Regions from separate parts of the Mus musculus genome. Here region 2 is linked to region 1. The links are chromatin loops, found by intact Hi-C in ENCODE. Cell type or tissue: heart. All regions are shown on one strand.

The links. Peaks named below come from ENCODE experiments on the same cell type or tissue, not always from the same donor. Only the 100,000 strongest peaks of a DNase experiment are listed, where the experiment ranks them.
Region 2: it touches region 1 in a loop (3-fold over the local background); 6 of 42 quality-filtered maps call a loop at or near these places.

The regions. Positions count from the first base shown.
Region 1 is chr1:190,168,330-190,173,329 of GRCm38, forward strand. Prox1 (prospero homeobox 1) reads right to left here and starts at 2,498. Exons shown (of 5, transcript NM_008937.3): 1 at 1,939-2,498. Prox1os (prospero homeobox 1, opposite strand) reads left to right here and starts at 1,967. Exons shown (of 2, transcript NR_151620.1): 1 at 1,967-2,099. In heart, no CTCF peak of the experiment used is centred here; DNase peaks (open chromatin) are centred at 662, 1,072 and 2,412; H3K4me3 peaks cover 5,000 bases; H3K27ac peaks cover 5,000 bases.
Region 2 is chr1:190,043,777-190,048,776 of GRCm38, forward strand. It overlaps Gm39736 (a long non-coding RNA gene), which reads right to left and starts at 1,374. Exons shown (of 2, transcript XR_865850.3): 1 at 1,158-1,374. Gm30446 (a long non-coding RNA gene) reads left to right here and starts at 4,948. Exons shown (of 6, transcript XR_865859.2): 1 at 4,948-4,988. In heart, a CTCF peak has its summit at 2,203 (motif pointing right); no DNase peak of the experiment used is centred here; H3K27ac peaks cover 1,648 bases.

The sequences.
Region 1 (5,000 bases):
CACGGCAGGGGCTCAGACACAACAGCCAAGAGCCTGATTCCCATTAGCCTGACAATCCCGTTAAGGAGAACCACCATAAATTCACAAACCCCTTCGTCCCAGAAGCCTGGAGTCTGGAGCTGTACAGAAAGACAGACCCCAGGAAACTTGCACCTGTCTTTCTTGACACAACACACCTGTCCAGCCCTGTCCATGTGCGTTCTGTTAACAGACTTTTGCCTGACTGGTTTAGGAGAGGAAATGATTTTTTTTTTTTTTTTTTAACAGAGGGGCATGGGAAGGGGGTGGTAAAAAAGCAGGCAGAACTCGGAAAGGGAGAACAAGAGGGAGACTCTGAGAGAGGAGGCCACCCTGGGCTTGTTCTGTTTTCATTAGCTTAAGGAGACAACACAGATCTTCTAGGAAAAATAGAAGCAAGCAGGTGCGGTTCCAGCCTTCCCCGAGGCAGAGAAGGGCTCTGGGCTGCCAAGAACAGCGTTTCGCGCTCCAACCAGCAACCTTGGGCTACTTAAGACTGTCTCTCAGCCCCTCCTTCGGCTTCTGCTCTGAGCCGCCAGGAAGACTCAACTTCCCAAGAAGCTAGGCAGGGGTGGGAGAGTCTGAGTGTGGCTCGCTGCTCTCCCCCGGCCCCCATCGCTCTCTGCATAGGCGCTCAGTTTAGCAGGACTAACCGGCTGGCGCAGCAAAGGCAACGACAACTTGCTCAGCTGGACTTTGGGTGAGGTCTACCGCCCCCCTCCCCGTCTCTTCCCCTTGTCTGTTCAGGCAAGATAGCAGCTCTCCCCCTTCCTCCCGCCCTCCTCGTCCTTCTTCTCAGCAACAATCACTCTCACCTCTCCACTCTGCTGGGCTCTTCTCCTCCCTCCCCAGTCCTAGGAACTGGGGCAGCAGAGTAGCGGCACTCAGCGAGGCCAGGGCGCAGCTGCCCACCACCCAAGCGTGCCAGTAATGGCTGGGAGCTTCTTCTCGTCTATGGGCGGCCCAAGCACAACCCGACCCCGGGCCGGCCCTCTTCGGTGCGGCGTCCAGGTCGCCCCACTAGCGACCCCTGAGGCTCTCGGGCAAACTCCCCCTACTCAGTGCTTCCCAGCGCGGCGCAAGCAGACTGGGTGGACTGGCACCGCGCTCGCTCCTCCGTACCGGACCGTCCCCCAACTCGTCTCTCCTCTGTTGCAGAGCTGGGTGCAAGCTCCCGGCGCTGAGCACACAGAGGAAAGTCACCGGGCGCCCCCTCCTCCCCGCCCTCTTCCCCACGGCCGGCCCTCTGCCCCGGGTTAAAAAAGGAGAAGTGAAAGGTATGCAAACAGCAAGCAAATAGGGAAAGCCGGGAAGAAAGGCAGCTAGAATAAACAAGACAAAGGGAGAAGGACTCGGGGACAGGCCCTGGAGTTTCAACTCCCGGAGAAGAAAAAGAAGAAGCTGGGAAGATTGCAAGAAAAAAAAAATCTAGAAGAACAACAACCAAAAGGGACTCATCCCCCTCGCGGCCCCCTCCCCTGAAAAGAGTGCAAGAAAAATAAAGAAATAAAAATAATACAAAATAAAAGAAAGCCAGAGCCTCAGCGCATCCCAGACACAGTACACAAAAGGTGACAAGATCAGCGACAAGTCCAGCAACACCAGCCTCCCCCCATCGCCACCATCATCCCAGTCACCGGCAGGCGCGAGAAAGAAATAAAAGCCAAGCAGGTCACTTACTCTTCGTTTACTGGGAGGAGCGGAGCTCGGAGTTCCACTGAGCCTCCTGCTTAGAAAACTGTTTTTAGAGGCTATTTGATCACGATTCATGTAAATAACACCATTTTCCCCCTTGGAAAAAGAATGTTTACACGGGTGTGAGTAACGGGAGGCTCTTCTCTCTCTTTCCCATTCAAGAACGAGCCAGTGCGAGCGATTCTGGAAAAGGGGAGGGGACAGCAACCGGGTGAAGATACTTACGCGGTGCGGGCAGCAGCGGGGCGCAGCCACTCTCTCTCTTTCTCTCTCTCTTTCTTTTCACTCTCTCTCTCTCTCCCCCTCTCTTCTTCTCTTGCGGGCAGAGAAGAAACCCACGCGCGCACGCGGTGATGTCTTACTGGTGATAATTGGCCCAGGGGTCGGTGAGTCTGTGCGGGAGCGAGTGATCTGGGCGAGTGCTGAGAGGCGAGGGGAGAAAGGAGGGAGGGGAGGGGAGAGGCGCGCAGGGCAGAGCCGGGAGCCCGGGGAAAGAAGGGGAGAGAGAGCGGAGAAGGCGGCGAGGGCTGGAGCGCGGAGCGGTGGCCCGAGGAGCAGCGGGCACGGCGGAGAGGCTTGTGTGCGCCGCGCGGCTTCCCCGGCTGCAGTGGCCGTCGCTTTCCCAGCGCTCTCTCAGCTGAGGGCTCCGCTCCACAACAAGATTTACTTTAAGACACAGCTGAAGGAAACAGGAAGACTGCACGTCACAGTCCCACTGACGTACCCGGTCCCAGCACCCAATCGCGAGGCGCCTTCGGATTCAAGGGGGGATAGCGAGGCAAGAGAACTTGTGAGGAAAAAAATATACATATATATAAAAGGGGTGGGGGTGAGGGGCTGGGGAGAGAGGAGGAGAGGGGGGCCCAGCGCTCCCCCGCCCGGGCCACCAGCCCCGGCCCCCACCCCGCCCTGCCACTGCTTGGGGCGCCTGGATCGCCGCGCCCCGGCCGCCGCGAGCCATCTGCGGGCGTTGTGCACCGCGGCGCCCGGCTCACACTTGCTCTTCCAGGACGCAGGTCTTTTTTTTTTTTTTTTTTTTTTTTCCATTTCACTGACACAGATGATGGAGTTCTCCCAGCGGCCGGGAGCACTCCCCAGACTGGGATGGAGGAAGGCTCGGAAAAGTATACAGGATAAAAAAAAGTGGATATTTTAAGGGTCGGGGTGGCATAAAGGGCGGAATGTTGTGGGGGGGGGGCACAACTCGTTCTGCTTTGGAAATGATCATAGATAGTATCAATAGGACCAGTCACCCTAGTTTCCTTTTAAAGAGGATGAGCAAACACAGGTAGGCTTAGGTTTTAAAAAATAAATAAGTGCCAGAGATTTCACACTGGGGCCGCTAAGTCTGATATTAAAAACCTCTACCCGCACTGGCTGAGTCCCAGTCAATCAGACCTCAGAATTTATAGGAATTCGCCCCCGATTACCTTTAAAAGTATTATTTCAATTGTAGGCATAGTGACCACATATGCTATAAACATCGTTTCTGGCCACCCTTCTCCAGTTCGCACATCCCTACATGGCCAAAGAAACTAGTTCGATATAGGATTCACATGATTTCGAAGTCTGAATGACAAACTTAAAAGTTTATTGGGCAAGACATCTCAGACTCTAATACTTAAAGCCACATAAAACACACGTTGGTTTGACATCTTGGGTGAAAATTAGCAGCAAGGTTTCTTCAGATAACGTGGCTCTTAAAGAGGGCCTTGGCTTTCCTTGACAAATGCTGAAGAGCCTCCAGCCTCAGCTTGAATGGTCCTCTCCCTGGGCACAGTTAACAGCAGCGCTTACTAAAGAGGCAGTGTGGACATAAACACTCCATAAACCCCGAGCCTCAAGAGCTGAGAAGCACTTTAAATGTTCATACCTAGGAGATTAGAGACTTTTACAAAAGGTGCTGTGGGGACAAGAATTTTTTCTGAGTCCCTCCAATTCAATCAGATCAAAGGTTGAAACGTGTTGTGACAGGGTATTTATAAGATGCGAGTACACCAGCAGACCCGCCGCCATCGTCTGCCGCGCACACTCTAGGACCTTCTCCGATTTATCAGAATGGGAGAGGATATTAATCCCCTGTGAGTCGAACAACGGTGTCAGTGTGTATGTCTGAAGTGTGTGCCCTGTGGGAAACTTTTGGCAGGCACGGAATTCAAATATTGAAAAGGACAGGGGGGGGGAGGGAGAGAGAGAGAGAGAGAGAGAGAGAGAGAGAGAGAGAGAGAGAGAGAGAGAGAGGTAGGTGGGTGTGCAGGAAAAAAAGCTCACCTAAGCACACCTATCCGTCTTCCCACCTCCTTGACTGCCTGAAGACTTTCCCGAGCTCAAGTCGGGAAACAGCATTGCCCAGCGCTTGCTCAGTACACTACCCGCACCTCCAATGATGGACTCCTGTCGTAAATCGGGGCCAGGGAGTGAAATTACCCACTCACGTGCCCGTTAGATGGGGGTGAAATATGGGTTGGACACCTTTGAGGTAAACGGATGTACTGAAAAGGGTGGAATTTGGGATTCGAGAATTTTTTCGACCCTTTATTTTTTCTCTTGAAGAATCTGTTTGCGCTTGTAAGTTAGCGTCAGTTCGACGGCTAAAAGGGAGGATACAGAGGAAGGAAGAAAGGAGGTTGGAGGGGGAGAAAAGAGGCAAGGGTGGACGGAGAGATTCCACTCTGTTGTAGTTTGTTGTAGTTGCACTTAGCGTTCGGACGCACGCTTTGCACATGACACGATTGGGATCTGGCGGCGGGAAAAGTTTCCTGCGTGCCCTCAAATAAGTCATTTATCAATCTCGCAGAGGGACAAAATAGGCCTGACATAAAGCTGGGGTAACCACCAGACAGACAAGCAAACTCCCCACCGACAGCCTGCGCCTCTGAGGCTCAGCTGCAGCAGTTCGCAGCCCGCAGTAGGGCACAGGAGCTGCGCGTGGAAAGCCGAGCGCTGGCCATGCTGGGCGTGTGAGCTGGGGTGGCGACCTGGGGTTCTGAAAGGTTTAGCCGAGCCCTGTCTTGCCCCCTAACTGTCCAGGCCACGCGTGAGCCAAGCTCCCGGCGTGCTGTCTGGCCAGGGCTTAAGCGGAGCTCCCCTGGGTTCCAAGCCGCACTAGAGCAGTCGCGGTCGTGAGGCCCAGGGCCCCTATCTCTGCCGACTCGCGGTTTGTTTTCTGATAGAGAAAAAGCTATCAGTCAGCCTGGAGACCAGAGGTGTCCTAAATACCGGCTACATCTGCGAAGTCAGGGGCCAAGCTCCTTGCAAACCATTCTTTTGCCCATCCTGGCCAGCAC
Region 2 (5,000 bases), 120 kb before region 1:
GCTGAGCCTGCGACCATTGATGGCATTTGAGACCCATAGGGTTTTGGATGAGGGGCAGTGCATGATAGGACAATCCTGTGCACTGCTGTGGGAAGCGAGGTGAAGTTGGGGTGCGTCTTATGATGGGAACCGTGCAAGTACAGAATCCCCGAGGCTCCCAATTCTCTCATTCTTCAAGAGAAGCCTGACCATCATACTTCACCTGATGATCTGTCCCACTAGAGTGGAGTTGACTCTGACCTGCTCCTCAGCCAGGTCTCTCCTCCTGGCTTCTGAACCTTTTCTCTTCCCCCGCCCCCAAAACCACAACAAGGGAAGATTGACAGCTGGATGGAAAAACCCACAGTGTGGTCCACAAATACAGACAGGGCCAGACGTGGGGGAAGATTCTCTTTCCTTCTCTGTTTGTTCAGAGATAAAGAGGCCCATTCAGTCCACATGGGGTCCAGTAATTTAACCATAAACTACATTAATGGATGCCAGAAAGTGACTGCCCTGCTTGGGTTGAGTCCAGAGTCAGGCACCTCAGGTTCTGAGCCCTCTGTGCCAAGTGTCCCCAACCCCTCCCTTCCAAACTGTTACTTTCTAAGCATTTACTCGGCAATTTCAGAGCCATGGACTTTTCTTTCTCTTCTATTTCTTTCTTTCTTTTTTTTTTTTTAAATAAAAAAAATGGCTTCTTATATTTCTAATCATTGGTGATCCTGGAGTTTCAGATCTGACAATCCCCGTTCCAAAGACAAAAGTTCTTTTCTCTTCTCTCCTCTCCTCTCCTCTCCTCTCCTCTCCTCTCCTCTCCTCTCCTCTCCTCTCCTCTCCTCTCCTCTCCTCTCCTCTCCTCTCCTCTCCTCTCCTCTCCTCTCCTCTCCTCTTCTCTTCTCTTCTCTTCTCTTCTCTTCTTTCTCTCTCTCTCTCTCTCTCTCTCTCTCTCTCTCTTTTTAGTTCTTTACTGGAATTCTTCATTCTTTCCCATCCACCCCAGGCCCATTTCTCATTTCCTCAGGAAGCCATTTAGCTAGAGGCGTAGGGAAAGTTGCCTAGCGCATTTCATCAGGCCCTACAGACGCTCACATACCCGGGCAGGGATCAAGCACTGAGAGCACACACAGCCTTGCCCATGGGCATTTCTGCCTGGGGACAGTTAGAAGGGCTCTCACCTCTACTCACACCAGCTTACTTTCAGGAACCGCTGGAAGTGGCAGGGTGGCCCTGCATGTCTCCTTCACAAAGCTTCCACGGGGTCACTGGACAGGACGCTTCTGTGTGCTTTCCAGGGTTCTCTTGGAAAAGCACCTGCAGAGACCATCTGGGGCGCTGTAGCGGGAAGTTGCTGCATTCTGTAACTTTTTCAGACCTTTACTTTGTAGCTGAGTTTCATCTCCTGGGAACAACAGTCTGGCGGACAGGCTGGCAAGCCCTCTGTTCTATGCTCTGGAGGAAGGATTCACATCTCCAGGAGGAGTAAATAGATGAAACCCAAGAGAACAAATCAAGTGTGTTTTTTGGTGCTAACTGCTAGGAAGAAATAAAACATTTATAAAAATAAAATGTTTTACTATAACGACCAATTTCCATTGTGTTTGCAAAAAAAGTGTCCCTAATACTCTGGAATCAGTTGTTTGTTGCCAGGCATCAGTCATCCCTTGGGGGACAGGGGATCCCTTTGTCCTATCTACAGCAGGGAGCCTACATCTTCCCCCAAAGGTAGGCTAAGAATTTTCACCAGCAAAGATCTGGCATCACATGGGTTGCACTAACTCCTGGTTGGACACCATGTGACAGGAGAAAAAAATAAAAGTCTCTAGGGGGCTTGAAAATATTCTCCACTTTATGATCTCCAACAAATGGAGAACTTGTGAGAAATATCTGTGAGGCAAAGAACAACCAGACAGAGTAGAGTGTTTTCAAGTCCACGGAAAATCAGAAGGCATTCTCGTGCCCTTAATGTTTCAGCATTGGCCACTGTGGTTGAGATCAAATCTAAGCCTTCTAAATCCTAGAAGGACCGTGAGCCTTGAGGGAAGGCTGCTTCTCCTTCTGTTGGCCCACATGCATCTTCCTGGGGTTTGAGAAGTGTCCCACATTTCTTGCTTTGCATTTGATCCTTCCCACTGAATTAGTTGGTGGGGGAGCCTCCAGGAATCAGGTGGAGCTAGCAGGAATCAGCAGAAAGCCCTTCAAAGAGCCTACGCTCTGCTCTGCCAAGCAACCAGCAGATGTCAGCAGCTCATCTACTTTTGGTCCCTGGCAGAGGTACAGAGCCCACCAAGAAGGAAGCCTGGGGCTGACACCAGCTGTTTTTTAAGTCTCTGGCATGGGTTAAGGAATGGGTCCACTCTTAGGTGGACAACTGAAGGCTAGGGGATGGCTTACTTCAGGGGAGACAAGCAGATGACATTCATGCAATAGTTTCTTGCTCTTCACACTTGAATGGGAGTTTGTGGTTTTTTTTTTTTTCTTTCTTTTTTTGTTTGCTTTTGTTTTTAATATTGGTTTTTGGTCAGTCCCATTTACAGATACCAGGACTTGTCAGAGAATTAGACAAGCTTTGTTGGGAAACTTTCAAAAGTTAAAGGTAATTAAATTTGCTTTCAAATATGATTCCTTGCCCTTTAAGATCTGTTTTTGAGGAGGATCCCACTAGATTCTCGAGAAAGAATGCTTAGCAAGAAAAATTCGGCTTGAAAATTCCAAACAAAATTTCAAACAGGAGGTCCAAAAAAGATGTGTGAGGGATGGAAGTCAATTAAGACCAGCTCCTGAGATTGGTTATTTAGTTTACAAACCCAGGGTAATCCCTCAGTCTAATAAATGTGAGACCAAATACCACTGGTGAATTAAACATCAACACAGCTAAACATGCCTTTGGTTTATGGAGGAGAGCTCCATTCTCATGTGTGCCCATAGCAAATACACCTGTCAGCATGTGCTCCTCAGAAGCCCAGGGTCAGGGTGAAAAGACAGTAAGATCGCATTTATTAAATGTTCTCCAAGCTGGGGAGCATGTGTGCCCATGTGTCCGTGGGTACACACAGGCTTGTGTAAATTTGTACCTATTGTGCTTGTGCATTCATGAATGTGTTTGCATGTGCCTGTGTGTGCATGTTTGTGGTTGTGCATGCGTTTGCATGCCTGTAGGTGTGTGTGTGTGTGTGTGTGTGTATAATATCCAGTGTCTTTTTCAATTGCTCATCATCCCTTTAGACAGGGTGTTTCACTGAGCTTGTTATTCATCAATTCAGCTAGGCCAGCCAGCCAGAGAGCCCCAGGAGCCTCCTGTCCCAGTCTCCCCAGCACTGAGACAACAGGCACAAGTTGCCACGCCATGTTTGGCATTTCATGGGGTTCTGGGAGTTGAACTCCGGTCCTTGTGTTTGCTTGTGCTGCTGAGCAGGCCATTCCCTGAGCCCTGGCCCACTCTCCTCTAGTCAGCCCTAGTGTTTCTTGTGTTTGCTGTGCTGCTGAGCAGGCCACTTCCTGAGCCCTTGCCCACTCTCCTCCAGTCAGCCCTAGTGTTTCTTCTCCTGCTTTGCCTTTTCACGCTCCTGGCTTTGTTGTCACGGAGTCTGTGCTTCAGGGTCAAACCTTCATGGTTCACACCATTGTTGGGCAAGTCTCTGCGGGGCCGGACTTGCAGGGGAAGGTCAAGTGACTGCTGTTGTAAGAATCTCTGGGGAAATCTAGTTGGCATTACATGTAGGACACAGCCCCCGAGGGCTGGCATTTAAGGTCTGTGGGGGTCATCTTCCATGCTCATAGACTATGGCAACAGCGCCATCCCCAAGGCTTGGTACATGGCTCAGGGAGTGATGATTTACTGACTGACAAACTGCCTTTCCCAGTGGCTCTTCACATCTCTCACCGACTCCTGGCATCATCACCCTCCCACATTTCTTGTGATCACTTCCAAAGCTCTTCGGTTCCCTTCCCAGGTCGTTCCTAGAAACTGCCTTCCATCTCATTTAGATTCAGCTGGTGCTTTAGACTCTGGCTCCTGGCTGGCGCCTTCACACGTTACTCCAGCTTAATGTTATTTTATGTCTCTTAATTCCTCAAGTGCCCAGCGTACCACATCTTTCATTCTTTTAATTAGCCATCTTATTTTACATGAATAATTACATAGATATAATTATATAACAATAATTGCATATGCAACACACAGTGTATTTTGTATTATATTGCCATCTCTATGATGTAAGTCTCTTCTACATTTTCTTCCAAAATAGATGGGTAAACTTCTTGAAATTTGAGGTAATTTTCAGACTCCTTTTATCAGTGGCATGTCACCTGATGATAGGCACTTCACACGCCGTGAAAGCAGAAATAGGTACAGGGGTGGGGGGAACAGGATGGGACAGTGTCACTGGTGAAATGCCTGCCTTGGGAACACAGCATGTGCTGGACCCTTAGAACCCATTAAGAAGTGTGTGGTGGCCAACCCTGTAATTCTGGCTCTGTGGAGGCAGAGGCAGACGAAGCCTGTGGGGCTTACTGGCCAGCTACCCTAGCTTTGCCTGATAGGTGAGCCCAGGCCCTAAAGAGACCTTGCTTCAAAAAAATCAAAATTAAAATAAAAACAAAACAAAACAAAACAACAACCAAACAAAAACAACAAGGTAGATGGTGCAGATGTGTTCTGTTGGTTGGTTAATTTCACCTCAGCTTCTAATGCCCAGAGTAGACCTCTCAGGGAGTGAAAGTGCTAGATAAAAGACAGATCTCAGCTCCTTCCTAATTTACTGTTCTTTTGAAATCCTTGAGCAAAGTCTTTTACCAAGTTAATCTCTTCCTGAAGACTGTGGCTTCTTTTGGCTAGGAGGACCGCCAGGCCTCAGTCCCTGGAGGGAAATTTGACCTGCTAATTATATGCAAAGACTCTCTCCCCAAAAGAAGGCCTGACTTTGTTGTCACTGGGAAATGTCAACAAATGACATTATCTCCCTTTGAGCAATGTCTGGCTACACAGGGAAGGTCAATAGAGAAGCCAGGTGAGAGTGGAG